Regions from separate parts of the Homo sapiens genome. Here region 2 is linked to region 1. The links are chromatin loops, found by intact Hi-C in ENCODE. Cell type or tissue: mammary epithelial cell. All regions are shown on one strand.

What was found. A loop is a pair of places that touch in the nucleus more often than their neighbours do. Peaks named below come from ENCODE experiments on the same cell type or tissue, not always from the same donor. Only the 100,000 strongest peaks of a DNase experiment are listed, where the experiment ranks them.
Region 2: it touches region 1 in a loop (2.2-fold over the local background); 8 of 110 quality-filtered maps call a loop at or near these places.

The regions. Positions count from the first base shown.
Region 1 is chr7:55,520,705-55,528,704 of GRCh38, forward strand. VOPP1 (VOPP1 WW domain binding protein) reads right to left here. Exons shown (of 5, transcript NM_030796.5): 2 at 368-426. Among named protein-coding and RNA genes, the nearest start is that of VOPP1, 48 kb to the right of the region's middle. RefSeq lists an enhancer at 3,950-4,451. In mammary epithelial cell, a CTCF peak has its summit at 3,992 (motif pointing right); no DNase peak of the experiment used is centred here; H3K27ac peaks cover 581 bases.
Region 2 is chr7:55,589,871-55,597,870 of GRCh38, forward strand. VOPP1-DT (VOPP1 divergent transcript) reads left to right here. Exons shown (of 17, transcript NR_187585.1): 7 at 1-288; 8 at 434-594; 9 at 785-837; 10 at 1,033-1,111; 11 at 1,573-1,599; 12 at 1,814-1,867; 13 at 2,037-2,079; 14 at 2,781-2,829; 15 at 3,011-3,253; 16 at 3,808-4,026; 17 at 4,714-6,790. Among named protein-coding and RNA genes, the nearest start is that of VOPP1-DT, 21 kb to the left of the region's middle. RefSeq lists an enhancer at 3,510-4,009. In mammary epithelial cell, a CTCF peak has its summit at 4,078 (motif pointing right); no DNase peak of the experiment used is centred here.

The sequences.
Region 1 (8,000 bases):
TTGTCCTGCTCAAGCTCATAAGTCTGCTCCTATGATCCTTTCTCTCTTTGACTAGGAAAATGTGTATAAGCCAACATAACTTTTGCCTTCCACAGACATCTCGCCCCCTTTAAACCCTCACATGTGAGCTCACCTGCATCACAGAACAGGGCACAGAATTTCAGGCTGTCCTCAACGTAACTGGTCTGAGTGGGCCAGACACCACGGTGAGGTCACCTGCTCATCCCCCAGTGAGGCAAGCCTGGCACCGCAGCAGAGGCTGGGCCACGCCGGGCTTTCCCCATCCCACACCCAGAACTTTAGCAAGACAATTCCCAGAGAAAGGTATGGCCACAGAATGAAACCACAGAAAGGTGCAAATACTTACATATAATAGGTTGGATAGAGTCCTTCGAAATACCAGCAATGCTTTTTGGCTTCTGTGCACTGCAAATAGAAGCAAGAAAAAGTTTGTCAGTACTCAGGAATCTGCATGTTGTTGAGAAGCTCTCACAAAGGCAGAAAGAAGGATGAGAAGACACAGCTTAACCCATGAAAAGCTGGGATATCGGGGCAGACAATGCATTACAGGGAGAGCCGCCCCCTTTCTCATGACTTTCTATTTCTTTAAAACATCTATTTTTCTATTTTTTCATAGCCTTTCATATCTCTATATACACTGAGTGTCAGCATTTTATTAAAAAGGTAAATTAAAGACAATCCACTGTTTAAAATGTACTTGGTATGATACTTCAGATTACAAAAGAATGCTAGAAATAAAGCACTGCAAAGATTGCCACTGCCCCCCAATTTCTGTTTTAGAGAGACATCTCCAATAGATTTAGCATTTCTAGAGCTGTATATTTCAGAATATGCTAAAGCCGCATTCCGACCTACGTCTGCAAGATGCTGCGAGTCACGGTTCACTCGTTGCCCTCTCACGTGCAGGAAGAGAAAGAAGGAACAAGGAAAGACAATGGGAGCCTCTCCTGGGCTTTCCAGGTAAGTCCAGCTCCTAACATCCCGGAGGCAGGGCCCAGCCCCACAGGGCAGGGCAGGGCAGGGCAGGGCAGGGTGGGTGAGTGCACACAGGCATCGGAGCAGGGGCCAGATGCCACCTGGAGGCTCTCACAAACCTCCAGCAAGTGAGGCAGGCCAGCATCCCCACTGCTCAGGGAGCTCTCTATGCAGAGATGCTCTTCCCATCTGAACAAGGCTTTTCTAAAATTATTCCATTCGTGCTGTCATTTTTGTTTTACATTCACAACGTCCTACTTCCATGATCTAGTTTATTGGCCCCCATGTGTAAATAAAACCTTCAAAACATTATGGTGCAAAGCTCCCAGCAGCAGGAACACTGGCAAAGGGACGGCAAACAAAGCTTTCTTTGGGTGAGGCAGGGCCGTCCTGCCCAAAGCCCCTCCTCCGGTGGGAGGGTGGCTGGATCAGCTCCCTCCTAGCCTGTCCGCAGCCCCAGCAGGTGTACAGCAATGCCCTCCTGCCACGATTGCCCTGCAGCTGGAATGGAGTTAGAGACAGGCCCCACATCTACAGTGGCATGCCATGGGAGAGGTGAGTGCCAACGTCACGCCAGTGACATTCGATGGGTTATGAAAATGACATGAACCCCTGGATTTTGGAGAATGTGCTTTAAGACACTCAGAAGCATACTCAGGCAGCCTGGAGTGACCTAGTTTTATTAACGGAAAATGAGTTTTATTTAGACTAGGTTAGCTCCTGTCCAGTTTAAGAAATGAAGCTCAGACAGCTGACGAAATCAATTTATTTTGGCACAGAAGAGCAATTTCAGGTCTCTGCCCCAAATTATAATTCATTTCACTAGAGTCTTCTGTGATAAACAGAGAAACCAGGTCTGCCTTCCATGTGTCACTTTAAACAGGTCTCCCTTATTCTCCATCACCGCCACCGACAGCCAAACATTCCTGGAACCTGACACTTAAGTTCCACACAATCAAGAGGTGAGGCCAGGGAACATCAGAACACAAGCCTGAAGCTCCCCACCTGCCTGGGGCCTGGCTGCTCCAGGGCTGCTCCGCAGAGACAGGCCACAGCCACGCAGCGAGAGCCAGGTGCAAAGGGCTGGCACTGGAAATAAGGACAGGCTCTGGCCTCCATAGCGCCCTTTTCTGCAATTCCTCTTGGTCTAAAGCATTCCCAGATCCAAAGCAGCCACTTGATACTCTGGCAGCACATCTCCATCACTAATGCACTGCATTTCAGAAAGGACTTTTTCTTCCAATCAGACAAAATAATGCCACACTTCTGAATGAACATTGTCTCTGGGATACAGGTATATGAGGAATACCACTTCACAAATTAAGGCACCAGGGCCCTTGGTGGGTGTCTTCTTCTGGGTCACACAGCTTCTTTGTGGTGGCAAAACAGAGAGCCCCCAGCACAGTGTCTTCTGGACTCACGAGAGCTCCCCTGAGGAACCCACTCTGCCCACCTCCAGCAAGAACAAAGGCCTCTGAAAACTGGTGTGAGATGATCCCCAAGATACAGTGTTAGTGAAAAAGCATAGGCAAAAACAAAAACATACGTCCAGTATGCCATCCTTGATGCAAAAGGAAACGTGTACATTTGGCCTGCTTTACACAAAAAGAATCACAGTTTGCACACATCAAAACATCACAGGTATCCCATAAATATGTACAATTATTACATACCAATACATTTTTTTTTCCAAAAAAAAAATCACAGGAAGGACAGAGTATGTGAAAGTTGATCATAAGAACTGGGTCATTCTTGTCATACCCAACTAACAGAGTCGAGGCCAGAGGGGCAAAGCACTCAGGTCATTCTCGGCAAGCCTGGCTGCTGAAACTGCCTGCCCTGACTCTCAGACTAGCTTACCCAGCCCCATCACATACCAGTGAGAGCTTGCACACCAATGAGAGCTTGCCAGCTCCCCAAAACTTTACTTAGTGCCAATGAACAACTCTCTTTCAAAACAATCCCTTACATTTCTCCTTTTTATAAAACTTCCAAACTTCTCTTTGTTCTTCACACATACTGAAGACCACCCAGTACATGGCCCAGACTGCAATGCTCACTTCCTAAACAAAATGTTTTAAATTTAGAGATCTGTCTCTGTAAAAGCTAATGAAAATGCTTACCCGTGGAGGGTGGGTGGGGTGAAGTGGAAAAGACAAGGACAAGAGCAAAATTCTTCTGAGTATATCTTTTTATGTAGTTTGACTTTTGAAATGTTTTTTCAGATAATAAAGTAGAAAGTATTTTTTAAAACCACTTCTCAGACTGAAAAGATTATAAAAGACTATCATGACATGATCACACATGTCCCCTTTAGGCCAGGGGCAACTAAGCAGGGTAGATGCCTGTGAGGTCAGTGCTCACAGGAGACTCACACAGACACTCACTCTTCTGGGAGCCCTTCCTGGGGCCCTCCCAGGTGAAGGGCACCATTTCCATCCTACTCTTCTTCCCGCATTTTTCTGGCATATTCCCTAACTTCAGAGCTGCCTACTTGTTGGTTACCCTTGCTCAGTTACTTGCTAATAACCTTTTATCATTTCTCACTAAGCTACCCAAATGAATCATATTTTGAAAAATTTAACCCGTTTGTTCCTTTACAAAAACTATTCTTAAGAAAATATTAAGGCTACATTTCTTGAAACAGAAAGCACCTTTAAACAGAGTTACCTTGCATTAAAGTGTAGCTCCATTTTGTTGCTGCTGAAATTAGTGTGTTTGAAATTTGCTAATATCCTGGAAACTGCTTCACTGTTTTTGGTAGCTGGACTTTTGTAGCAGCTTTCTCCTGAGGAATGCCAACATCGTAATACTACACACATGTACTAACTCACTACAGTTAATGCATGGCATGATTCCATTTGACAGCCAGATAATATGAAGAATGCAAAGTCACAGGTCTCATTATTCAACTGAAAAACGCCAAAATGAGGACACAGAAGTCCTGATAATTGTTGTTGTTGAGGCTTTCCTTCAATAAATGCTTGCTAACTGAACACCAGGTGTCAGAGTCAGCTTGCCCAATTGAGGAGGACGCAGCCTCGTGATGGGAATGGAGACCAGGAGGTGGAGAGGCACACGCCTGCCTGAGGAGCCCAGGGTTGAGAGCCGGGTGCTGCCAAGTCGAAGTCTGATGAGAAAGGCAGTCTCTGCCTACCAAGTCCAAGCTCCAAATCCAGCACCAGCACCAGGACTCAGGACAAAGCCAGACAGCTAGAGCTGTGGTCAAAGGGGAGTTTGCCAGGGACAAATAAGAGGGATCTTCAGAGTACTCCCAATCACCAGCAGGCACGCAGATATGGCCTCACAAGCAAGCGGGAAGAGGCAGAAAGAAGGCCCCGTGCTGGGTCACGTGGAAGCACCAGAGTCGACGGGCAAAGGGGAACCCACAGGGAAAGGAGGAGCCAAAGAACCAGAGCTCTGTGTTCTGACCCTGACTGCAACCTGCCAGCCACACCGCCAGCCAGTCTGGGTCTCACTCTCCTCGTTTGTAAGAGTACAGACTCTCGGCCGGGCGCGGTGGCTCAAGCCTGTAATCCCAGCACTTTGGGAGGCCGAGGTGGGTGGATCACGAGTCAGGAGATCGAGACTATCCTGCCTAACACAGTGAAACCCGTCTGTACTAAAAGTACAAAAAAATTAGCCGGGCGTGGTGGTGGGCGCCTGTAGTCCCAGCTACTCAGGAGACTGAGTCAGGAGAATGGCGTGAACTCGGGAGGCGGAGCTTGCAGTGAGCCGAGATTGCGCCACTGAACTCCAGCCTGGGCGACAGAGCGAGACTCCGTCTCCAAAAAAAAAAAAAAAGAGTACAGACTCTCTTCCCTGCTTTATGAAGAAAATGAGATTGCATCAAAATGCCTGGCCAAACTAGGGCATCGTTTCCTGATCCCACACCAGCTAGCACCTCTGTCCCTAATTGTGTCTTCTCTGGAACAAACAACTTCCAAGGTTCATCTTACGTGGTACTCGATCATCTAGGCAGAAGCAATGCTACCAAACCTCTCGAGAACAAAGGTTCTAAATATGTAATCCTTACATGTGTACGGTATTTAGTTTTCCAAAATCTCCCTAAAAGGAAAAAACCTCTCTAAAAAAAAAAAAAAAAAAAAAAAAAAACCTTAAAATGTATGGAAACTAAGGGGGAAAAAAGTGAATTTCCAGGTTTTATGCCCACTCTGAAAAGTCAGTCTACCCACATTTTGCGAAGATACTACTACCATGATTTCTTAAGGATCAACCATCTCTGGAAACAGAAATTATGTGTGTGAGGAGAGGTCAACTGCTTTCTGTTACCTAGCAGGCATCCTCAGTTTTCAGGATGTTGTCCTGGGCTCTGGGAAAACAGCAGCCCTGCATGAGCACCTGTGGGATATTCCCTCTGTGTGCAGAGCAGAGACAATACGCAGAGCCACATGCTTCTTGAAGAGCTCATGAAAACAGTAACATACAACTTACAAACTATGAACACGGCAGAGGGTGTGGGCTCACAAGGAAACCTTCAGGAGCAACTCCCTTGAGGGGATCAACAGTTCACACTGGAGAGGCCTGAAAGACGTCTCTGCTCAAGGAGGACTCTGGACGCCCGTGGTTCAAGGACTAGGGTATCTATATATGTAGTTAAGCCATCCCAAATATAGTTATCCCTATTTAGGCAGGATCTAAATAAGCCCCAGAGAATAAACCCTTGCTGATCTCCACTAGTAATCCTCATAGTGACATAAATTACTCCTCCATGTGCGCTGAGTGAGGAAGGACGCAGGACAACACTGATGTTGAGTGCTTCTCCCTTTTCTATCCCAGGCTAAAACAGAGCCGCACCACAGGCAGGCACAGCTGACTTGGCAGGAACTGAAGCTCGTGACTCTGGGACATGAGGGAGTGGACAGCAGGGTCAAGGATCCAAAACAACATGGATTTTACCTAAATTCCACCTGTTCTGCTTTTCTTAAGTTCAGGGGATAAGGTGAGATCTTTAGATAAATAGCAGACAAACTTGCAAACCAGCAGCTCACTGACAGGACTTGTCTCACTGACCTCTGGAAAGTAAGGATCCTTATGTTACTTATCACGGCAACGGCTTTGGCCAACAGTCTGTCCCGGGCCAGAAGTCCAGGGTTTGCTTCAGGATGGTGGGACGGCCCCAAAGAAGATCAGCCCAAGGACTCCATCTTTTTCAAAAGGGAGGGGCCCCCTGCTGTGCCTCACACTGCTTCTGCATTCATCAAAAGCAGAACTTGACACACAGGCAATGAGATCCCAGCTGCTTTCAGCTTGAGCCCAATTAGAGTGGGCTCGTTACACTCCGCACAGGCTGAGAACAAAGGGAGCCTCATGGGTGCTGGCAGGCTTGATGCTCAGGACCAGGGACAGAAGCAGAGGGCAGGGGGTAGCCTGCTCAATGCAGAGAGAAAATCTATGCAGGGAATGACAAGCAATTATCTCAAGGTCTCTGAATTTCAATTAATAAATAGGACCGACCATGCTTTAAATTCCTGTACTGGAATTTCAATCAGTTCCCTAAATGCTAATTACTTAATCCCCAGGTTTATGGACATTTTGTTTCTCAGGAATGTCTTATCTCCAAGAAACCTTGATTTTTTTAGAGATGAGAGTATGAGGCTTCTCACAAGCACCATTTCTTAGAGGGAAGAAAGCAGATAAACCCTTAAGAAAATAACAGAAATAAAAGATACCCCTGTCTTATAGAAGAAACCACACCTGAAATTCACACACAGCCAGCAAATAACGATCAGAGATGAGATCCGGGGATGCAGGCTGTAAACCTTAAACGAAGCCCAACCACAGATCCCCAGGGAAATTCTGTCAACTCTCCTAGACTCTGAACAGCTGGTCTGCTTTACCTGCTTTCGTGTTCAGCAGAAGGACAGGGGAGGAGACCTCCTCATGGACCCTCATTCCAGTAGGTAAAAAGCCTCATCCCCAGCAGGTGACAATTAATCAGTAACCAAACTTAAAAGGTAGAAGCAGAGGAAACTACCCAAATAGGGCTGATATCTTTATCAATAAAGACTTACATGATTCAATGAGAAAAAGAAAAATTCCAACAGGAAAAATAAAGTGATAGATATGAGAATTTTTCAAAGAAACACAAAAGGCCAATAAACCTATTTTAAGAGACAATATTCATTAATAACCAAATATAAATTACAATAGTATGGTTTTTAACCCATCAAATTAGTAATAAAAAAATCCCAGAGTACCCTTTGCAGACAAGAGCATAAGGGAAAAAAAAAATCACATAATTGTTGGGAAAATAAAATGCCTCAAGAAGACAATTTTTCAATATATATCAAAAATCTTTAAAATGTATGTAATTTCAGCAAGTTTAAACAATTGAGAACAAATGTTATTTAAAAAACTAGAAATAACCAACATTTTCAAAATGGGTTTTGCTAACAAAATTATAAGACATCCAAAAGATGTATTTGTAGGTATTTACTATCAGAATGTAGACAAACATAATGAGGAATATTTTGCTAAGAAAAAAAGGTCAATAAAATAGTACATCTAGAATTGTATTTTTTGTTATACATTATAGGAAACAGAAAATAATATGGAAAGCCATGTACCGAAATACTGACAACTAATTATGTTTCAGTTGGTACTAGAGATGATTGTTTTCCACTATACATTTTGTTAGTCTCCAAGTTTCCTGTATGGAACCTGTACATTTTATTTTTAAATCTCTATTCAATTTTACTTTAAAATGCAGACCACTTAGTACCCAAAAAAGAAGTGAAAACTGGATATGAAAAGATATTTAAACCAGCCTGGTCAACATGGTAAAACCCCATCTGTACTAAAAATACAAAAATTAGCTGGGCGTGGTGGCGCATGCCTGTAATCCCAGCTACTCGGGAGGCTGAGGCAGGAAAAATCACTTGAACCCGGGAGGCGGAGGTTGCAGTGAGCTGAGATCGCACTACTGCACTCCGGCCTGGGCAACAGAGCAAGCTCTGTCTCAAAAAAAAAAAAGAAAAATA
Region 2 (8,000 bases), 69 kb after region 1:
GTTGAGGCAGGGTGGAGGTGGCATCCAGATCTACGCAGGTGCTGTGGGACTGGGCAGAGGGAATCTAGAGTCAGCCAGAATGCAGCTGATTTGGGGCTCTTCTCCTGGGAATTGTGCTCTGAGGGCCCTGGTATGAGTGGGCTTGGGTCTTCCTCCCTGGGGATCTCACTCATCTCAACTTTCAGGGTTCCCCCCTAGGGAGTGAGGTGCAGCAGGATCAAGGGACCCATTGCCCCCCGCCAGGGTGCCCAGGCCCTCAGGAACCCCCTGGATCAGCAGGAGAGACAGGTGTCCCAGTGAGAGTGGGGACCTTGGGAGTGGTTCTTGGGGAGGGGTCTGTGGGCTGAGGGGTGATGGGCTATGAAAGGTTTCCTGTGGGTGTTTGAGGGTGAGGGTCACCTCCAGGCCATGACTCCTCCTTCCTGCCCCACAGGGTGAAAAGGGCCCCATTTGTCTGCCTGGCTGTGATAGGGTGCAGAGTCCTGTGTGACTTCCTGGTCCTGCTGGGCCTCCAGGTGTGGCTGGAGAAGATGGAGACCAAGAGGAGAACCCCAGAGAACCCGACCAATCTTCTCTCCACATGAGAGGGCTGAGGTGGGCTTGACTCCTGAGCTCTATCATTTCCTCCCTCTGGTATCTCCTGTGCCTTCTCCTCCAGGATGAGGTGGGGGACCCCAGGAAGAAGGGCATCAAAGTGTCCATGACCTTGACGCCCTGGCCTTTAACCTCATTCCCTCCTGGTTCCTCCCTGCCTTGGTGTTTCTGACTCTCGTCTCTCCCCCAGGGCCCTCCTGGACCCCCTGGACTCACTGGTCCATGGAACAGCCTGTAGCAGTGGTGAGTGAACCCTCGGCCCCCACGCAAGGCCCTGGCAGCCTCTGCTCTGCCTTCAACTCCCCTTTGCCCCTGAGGCTGGGTTTGGGAGTGGGGTCTCTGGGCCTGGTACCCAGCTATGTATGGGGTTCGTGAATAGAGAATGCCTGACCCATGACCCATGTCTATGTCCTTGTCCCTGCTTCTCTCCTTCCCCAGGGAGCAGATTGGGAGCCCAGAGCTCAGGGACCCCAGGGACACTTTGGAGCCAGAGTGTGGGGAGCCAAAGGCAATAAAGGTAGAACAGGATTCATGAATCTATAGGTGAGATGCGGCTGGGGACGGGCTGAGAGGCAGTGTCAGGATGGGGTGATGTGTGTCCCAGACCCTGCCAGCAACATGCTTTAAGGACTGGGTTGGTGGGGGCAGAAGCCTGGGGGCCATGTGGGGTCTGAGTGGAGGGGCTGTGGGACCCATCAGTCTAGGGCTGTGCTTTGGGTGGGTGGTCACCTGGGTCCATGCTTTCTGCACCTGCATAGCGTGTGCCAGGTCCCTCTGGGGAGAAGGGAGAAACAGGAGATGTGGGTCCTATGGTGAATGTGACCCCTACTGACCCCAGACCCCAAATGGTCACCCCTGCCTGGCCAGCCCCCACCCCACTGCTGCCTCCCTGCCCTGACTGCTCTTCCTCCCTCCACACTCCTTCATTGTGCCATTTCACTTCCCTTCCCCACCTCTGGTGTATCTGTTCCCCTGCAGGGACTACCTGGACCCAGTGGCACTGGTGTGAGTCATCCCAGCCCCTGCCACTTCAGAGCAATGAGTCTGATCCTCTGCGTCCCTTTCCTCAGATCATAAACTCTTCGCCCCTGAGAAGCCCCTTCCCCTGGGAGGCCCCCACTGTCCCACTGCCATAACCTTGGGATGCTCATCTGGGCCTCTGCCCCTGCAATAACCCCACCTCCTGAAGCGATGTCACCTATTTCTCTTCCTCTTTCAGGGTCCACAAGATCCCCTGGGAGGTGTTGGGGCCCTGGGTCCCCCTGGAGAGAAGGTAATTGGGAAAGGGATGAAGGGGACCAGTCTTGTGGATGAGGAATGACAGTTGGATTTCTGCCAATTTTTTGTTGAGGAGACAAAAGAGAATAAAATGTGAGAAATACCAGGATTTTGTGAGGGGGCAATGAGGTTTTTGACCCCAATCTCTTTGCTCCTGGAGCCAGGAGAGTCAGGATCTCCAGGAATCCAGGGTGAGCCGGGTGTCAGGTGAGTGACAGCTCCAGGGCCCTGCTTCAGAATTCCCTTCACCCCTCTCAGCTGCACCCCCCCTCTTTTCCTGTGACTTCCTTGAGTTGTAGCTCCTCTGCGGCCAGGAGTCTCTGCTCCCAACCATCCTTGGAGTGAGGCTTTCCACCCTGTCCTTGAACGGAAGGGGACCAGGGGACTCCCCTTATAGGCTAGACTTTCTATGTGTATCCCATTGTCCTCAAGGGCAGTAGGGAGTGACTAAAGGTGTCTTGGAAGCAGGGGCTGCATCCCTGTTCTTCAAGACCCTCTGTGCCCTCCACTTGTTCTGCAGGGTACACATGGGGAGTGTGGGGGGAAAGGAGAGTCAGGGCAGCCAAGTTTCTGGGAATATGGGTATCTGTGAGTAAGGATCTTGGACTGTGGGGAGCCTGGGAATGGGGGGATGCCTGGGAGGGAGGCTCTGGGAATGGGGTATCCTGGGAGGATGCATGGGATCTGGAGTCCAGAGAGAAAGTGAGAGATACCCTGTGGCTAATACCATAAGGCATTAGACAGCATGAAGTGCTCGAGGTGGGGATAGGGGTGCAGAGACCTTCTTCCTAGGGAGGTGCCAACAGATGAGCCTGTAGGGAGGAAGAGGGTCTCATATGCCTGTGGGAGTCTGTGTTGGGTGGGCTTATGGGGCTGTGACCCTGACTCTTGTTCTCCCTCTGGATTAGGGTCTTGGTTTTCCTGGAGACCCTGGCCCCCCAGGAGAAGGTGGCTCATGTGAGTCTTACTGACAGAGGGGAAAGGATGAAGAGGTTGGGGCTTCTGTGGGGTGCCTCTGTGCAACTGATGGGCTTAGATGTTGGGAAGCTGGAGATATGGCAGGGCAAGCAGGGGAATGCAAGGCTTAGCAGTTTTAGGGGTGATGCCAGCTGGGTCTGGCCTTGCTTCATCCCTGCAGGACCAGGACAGTGTTAACGGTGACTATGGCAAGGATGGTGAGCCAGTACAGCCCGTGAGTGACCAATGTCCCTGCCACCCCCACTGAGCTCCAGCCTTCAGCCCCTTACCCCTCTTTTCTGTGCCCTACTCCTGAGGGGTCCCTTAGCTGGAGGCCAACACTCACCCACCCCAATTCCTCTCATTCTGTGGATCCTCTGGTCCCACTGGGGAGAATGGACTACCTGGACCACATGGAAAGCAGGTAAGTGAGGTAGAAGACCCTGGGACCTTGGGAGGTAGTCGCTGGGAAATGTGGGTAGAGGCTGGGTGGTGACAGGTGGCACTGACAGGGAGATGCCTGGTGTCTGTGCTGTCCCTGGATGTGGTGTGTTGCATGAGCACATGGGTTTATGAGTGTGTTGTGTCTCGGGCATGTTGCTCCTGGGTTTTTGTGAGCATGTTCTCACCAGGGCTGGTTACATGTACTGGCCAATCAGAATGGACACTGGAGGAGGGGCTGGCCGGCTTCTCTGCTGGGTCAGGGATTAACCTGGGCCACTGGGTGGGGCGTGGTTAAGGGGTTCTTCCCCAAGCATCCATGCTCCTCAGCATTTTCACAACGGACACAGCTCCATCTGTTCTGAACTCACACTCTGCTTCTGTGCCTGTGTGTGCAGTGTGTGCATGCAGTGTGTGCATGCAGGGTGTGCATGTGTGTGTGTGTGGAGTATGTGTGCATGTGTAGCACAGGAAGGGGAAGAGTGGAGCCTGGCTGTTCAGGACCTCAAGTTTTCTCCCTTCCTGTCCCATCTGCAGGGTCAGCTAAGAATAGCCATGACTCAAGGGTCAGCTAAGAATAGTCATGACTCAAGGGTCATTTAGGACACAGGAAGATACCAGATGAGGAAACTCTCCCCAAGTCCTAAACTCATTCACAAATTAGAACACATAGGTCCAGCCCAGGCACAGTGGCTGAAGCCTGGAATCCTCCCGCTTCCTGCTTCGGGAGACCAAGGCAAGAGGATCTCTCGAAGTGTGAGTTGGAGGCCAGCTTGGGCGACACAATCAGGAAAAGCAAGTGGCCACCAGGTGGCGCCCAAGAACTGGGCCCGAGTTCCCTGGGAGGAATCTGCACGCAGCCCTGGGATGGCACAGGGATGCCTCACGGGACACCTGGCCTCGTCCTGGTAGCCCCTTGCTTGCATTTCCCGGCCCTGGGGTGTCCTCCCCGACTGCACATGCATGTAGAGACCATTCCTCCTTCTCCAAAGAGGGATTTGGAACAATTCTCACATGACCTGACGAGGGACAGTGGCTGTGCTCAGGGTCCCTCTTTTGTCCTCAGAGCATGACCAGGCCTGTGGCTCTTGCTCATTGCCCAAGAGCATGGGAGGTTGCCCGTGGCAAGGCCCTGGAGGACCCTGCTGTGCTGCCTGGGACCAGGAGGCCCGGCTGCCTTCTCCCAGCACCTCTCCCAGTTAGGGTACTGTGCAGGAAATGGGTGCAGAGGCCATAGTGGTGGCTGCTCCTGGGGTCCCAGCAGCTCTAGCTGAGGCAGGAGGAACCAGGGAGCCCAGGAGGCTGAGGCCCCTGTCCTACTGCTCTGGTCGTGCTGCAGTCTCTGTCACCACCAACAACTGCAGTGAGGTGAGCCACTGGGCTGCAGGCTCTAGCCTCCAGCCTGTGACAGATGCCTCCTCTTTCTGACTCCTCCTGTAGCAGGGCACGGAGAAGCTCTCGCTCATCGCTGCCTCCTACCACTCCGAACATGCTGCAGTCTCGTTGACCACGCTGCAGTCTTGGTGGCCACCACCAACTGCAGGGAGCCTGGCCAGGTGCCGCAAGTTGCAGCCTCCACCTCCTCCTCTAAGTCGGGCTTGGAGCAGCAGCGGGAGCAGTCACAGAAGAGGCTGGAATGGTGGAATGCACCCTCAGTATGCATTATATATAGAGGTTTCGGCAATGAGGGCCTGGACTTTGTGTTCTGATTGGATGGGGGAAACCTCTAGGCTTTATCTTCATGCCCTGATTGGTTATCCTAAGAGTTGCTCTCATCCAGTCTTCTTTATAAGTGGTCATCTTTGTAAGTTCATGCCCACTGGGAGTTACTGAAGTTGTGAATGATTACATTTAAACTTATCCTGTAATTTTAGTCTGATTTATTAATTCCACCTATCTCCTTAAGCAAATTATTCTCTATAGTGATGACCCAAGCAAATTCCTGTCCCAAGATGGTATCAAGATGATACCCAAGTTCCTCTCCAGAATGGTATCTGGATATATGTGGAGGGAAATATTTTTTCTAGGCCTGTATTAAATATGGCACTAAAGCTTAGTGGCTTAAAACAATACACTGTTATTATCTCACAGCTTCTGTGAATAAGTAGTTCAGGAGAGTGTAGCTGGGTGATTCTTGCCAAGAGTCTCATAAGGTTGCAGTCAATCTGTTGGTGAGAATTGTAGTTACTTGAAGACTTGGAGTTGAAGAATTTATATCAAAGATGGCTTACTTATGGCAATTGGATGGAAGCCCCAGTTTCAGAATGGCTGCTGGCAACAGGTCTTTTTACTTGCCACATGGACCTCTCCATAGGCTGACTGAATGTCCTCCCAATGTGTCATCTGGCTTTCTCCAGTGCAAAAGATCAAAGAAGAGAGTATGAAGGAACCCGTAATGCTCTTTATAATTTTGTCACAGACCGTCACTTCTGCCATACTCTATTGTTTAGAAGTTAGTCATTAAGTCCAGCCCACACTCAAAAGAACGAGAATTAACCTCCACCTTTGGAAGAGAGGCTAGTCAAAGCACTTGTGGACATGTTTTGAAACCACAAAGGGGTATGGCTGCCAGTCTCCAAGATGGCCGCCAGTGATTCTCATCAGCTGTTATTAATACATTTGTATAGTCCCTTCCCACAAGAAAAAAGAGTTGATCTGTTTAATTAGTATTATTTTGTTGAAATGACAGAGTCTGACTTGCAAGTTTAGGTCATAAGAAGAATTTTGACTTCTGCCTTATTCTCTATTGGATCAATATCCCTAGGGGAAGCTAGATGCAATGTCATGAAATCATTCAAACAGTCCCATGGAACAATCCATCTAGCAAGGAACTGATATCTCCTAGCAATAGCTGGCATTAACTTACAAGTCGTATGAGTGGGCCATCTTAGAATTGGATTCTTCAGTCCAAATCAAGTCTTCAGATAACTGTAGCCCTGGCTGACATCTTGATTACATCCTCAAGAGAGACCCTGAGCCAGAATCACTCAGTTAAGCCACTGAGTTCTTTTTGCCAAAAACTTTTTTTTTACCAAGTTCTTTTTGCCACCAACTTTATTGAGGTATAATTGACAATTAAGATTGTATATATTTAAGGAATACAACTTGATGATTTGATATACACATACATTGTGAAATAATCGTGATAATTAGGTTAACATATTCATTACTTCACATAAGTACCATTTTCGTGTGTGTGTGTGTGTGTGTGTGTGTGTGTGTGTGTGTGTGTGGTGAGAACACATGAGATGTATCCTCTTAGAAAATTTCAAGTATACAATATATTATTGTTAACTACAGTCATATTATTGTATACTATGTCTCCAGAACTTATTCACCTTGCGTAACTGAGATGCTGTACCCTTGACCAATGTCTCCCCCTTTTCTTCTCCCTCCAGCCCCTGGTAACTACCCTTCTACTTTCCAGTTCTATACATTTGACTCTTTTAGATTCCACACATAAGTCAAATTTTTGACCCTTAGGAGCTGGGTGAATAATAAATATTTATTGTTATTTTCAGCCTTATGATTTTAAGTTAATTTGTTATGCAGTAATAGAAGTTGCCACATGAAGCTATGACACTGGTTAACTCATTTATTCAGTAAACATTTGCTAAGAGCAGACTAAGTGCCAGGATCAATTTTATAATTGGGGGTACAGGGTTAAGTCAAAATGGCAGACTAGAAGCAGATCATGTGCACTGCTGTCATGGAGAGGAAACAAAATGGCTAGTGAACACTGATCTTGCCATGTGATCCCCTAAGAAACCACATCAGCATCCATGAAGGCAGCAAGGGGACACAGAGAGGAGAGAGGAGTGAAGCTGAGCAGCCCATCTGTGATCAGCATGGAGCTAGAAGAAGCTCCCAAACATAGGGAAAGAGTAAGTGATTGAGAGCCCCTGGGGGATTCACAGTCTTCACAGGGACCTGTGCAAGCCTTGGAACAGGAGAATCTCTTTGACCCACTCCCTGCACCTCTAAGCCAATGCAGAGAGCCACCCAGAGTTTTGTGGAGGCAACTCTCAAGTCCCTAGGGACTGCTGGAAGCCTTGGACCCTGGAACAGACCAGCACCAGTGCCATAGCCCCAACAGAGGCTGCAGTCATGGTACCCGAGGGCAGTAAGATTGCTCCACCCCAAATCACTAGACAAAGTTCAGCACCAGCCTCTGGCCCAATGGTCCTGCTTCTGTTTTCACTTCACCAACAGGTTCAGCCTCCTGTTCCTCCAGGAAACACCCAAACAACAGGATAGGCAACTTCACCCAATCCCTGCCAGTTGTAGCCAGGCAGGCCATACCTGCTAGAGCTTCCAGCCCCGTGGTACCACTTCTGTCTGAATTCTGCTGACAAGCACAGTCTCTTGTTCTCCTAGGAAACACCTTAATGGCATGGTGAGTGACTCCACCCACTGCCACTGCTCAAGGCCAGCAGCCCACACCTGCTAGAGTTTCCAGCCCAACAGTCCTGCTTTTATATGAACTCTGCAGGTGGGGGCAACTCCATGTTCCCCTGGGAAGCAGCTGGACAGCAGATTAGGTGACCCCACTCATCCCTGCAACTCCTAGCCAAGCAGTTCTTGCTGGCTTGGGTGGTGCCCAAGCAGTGGGGGAGTCCTCACTCTTGCATCACTAAAAGAAGTGAGATGCCCAAGTTCACAGGTCAGTGGAGGAGTGGGTTGTGCCTCCCTCTGTACAGCCATTCCGGAAAGGATATGACCTGTTTGCC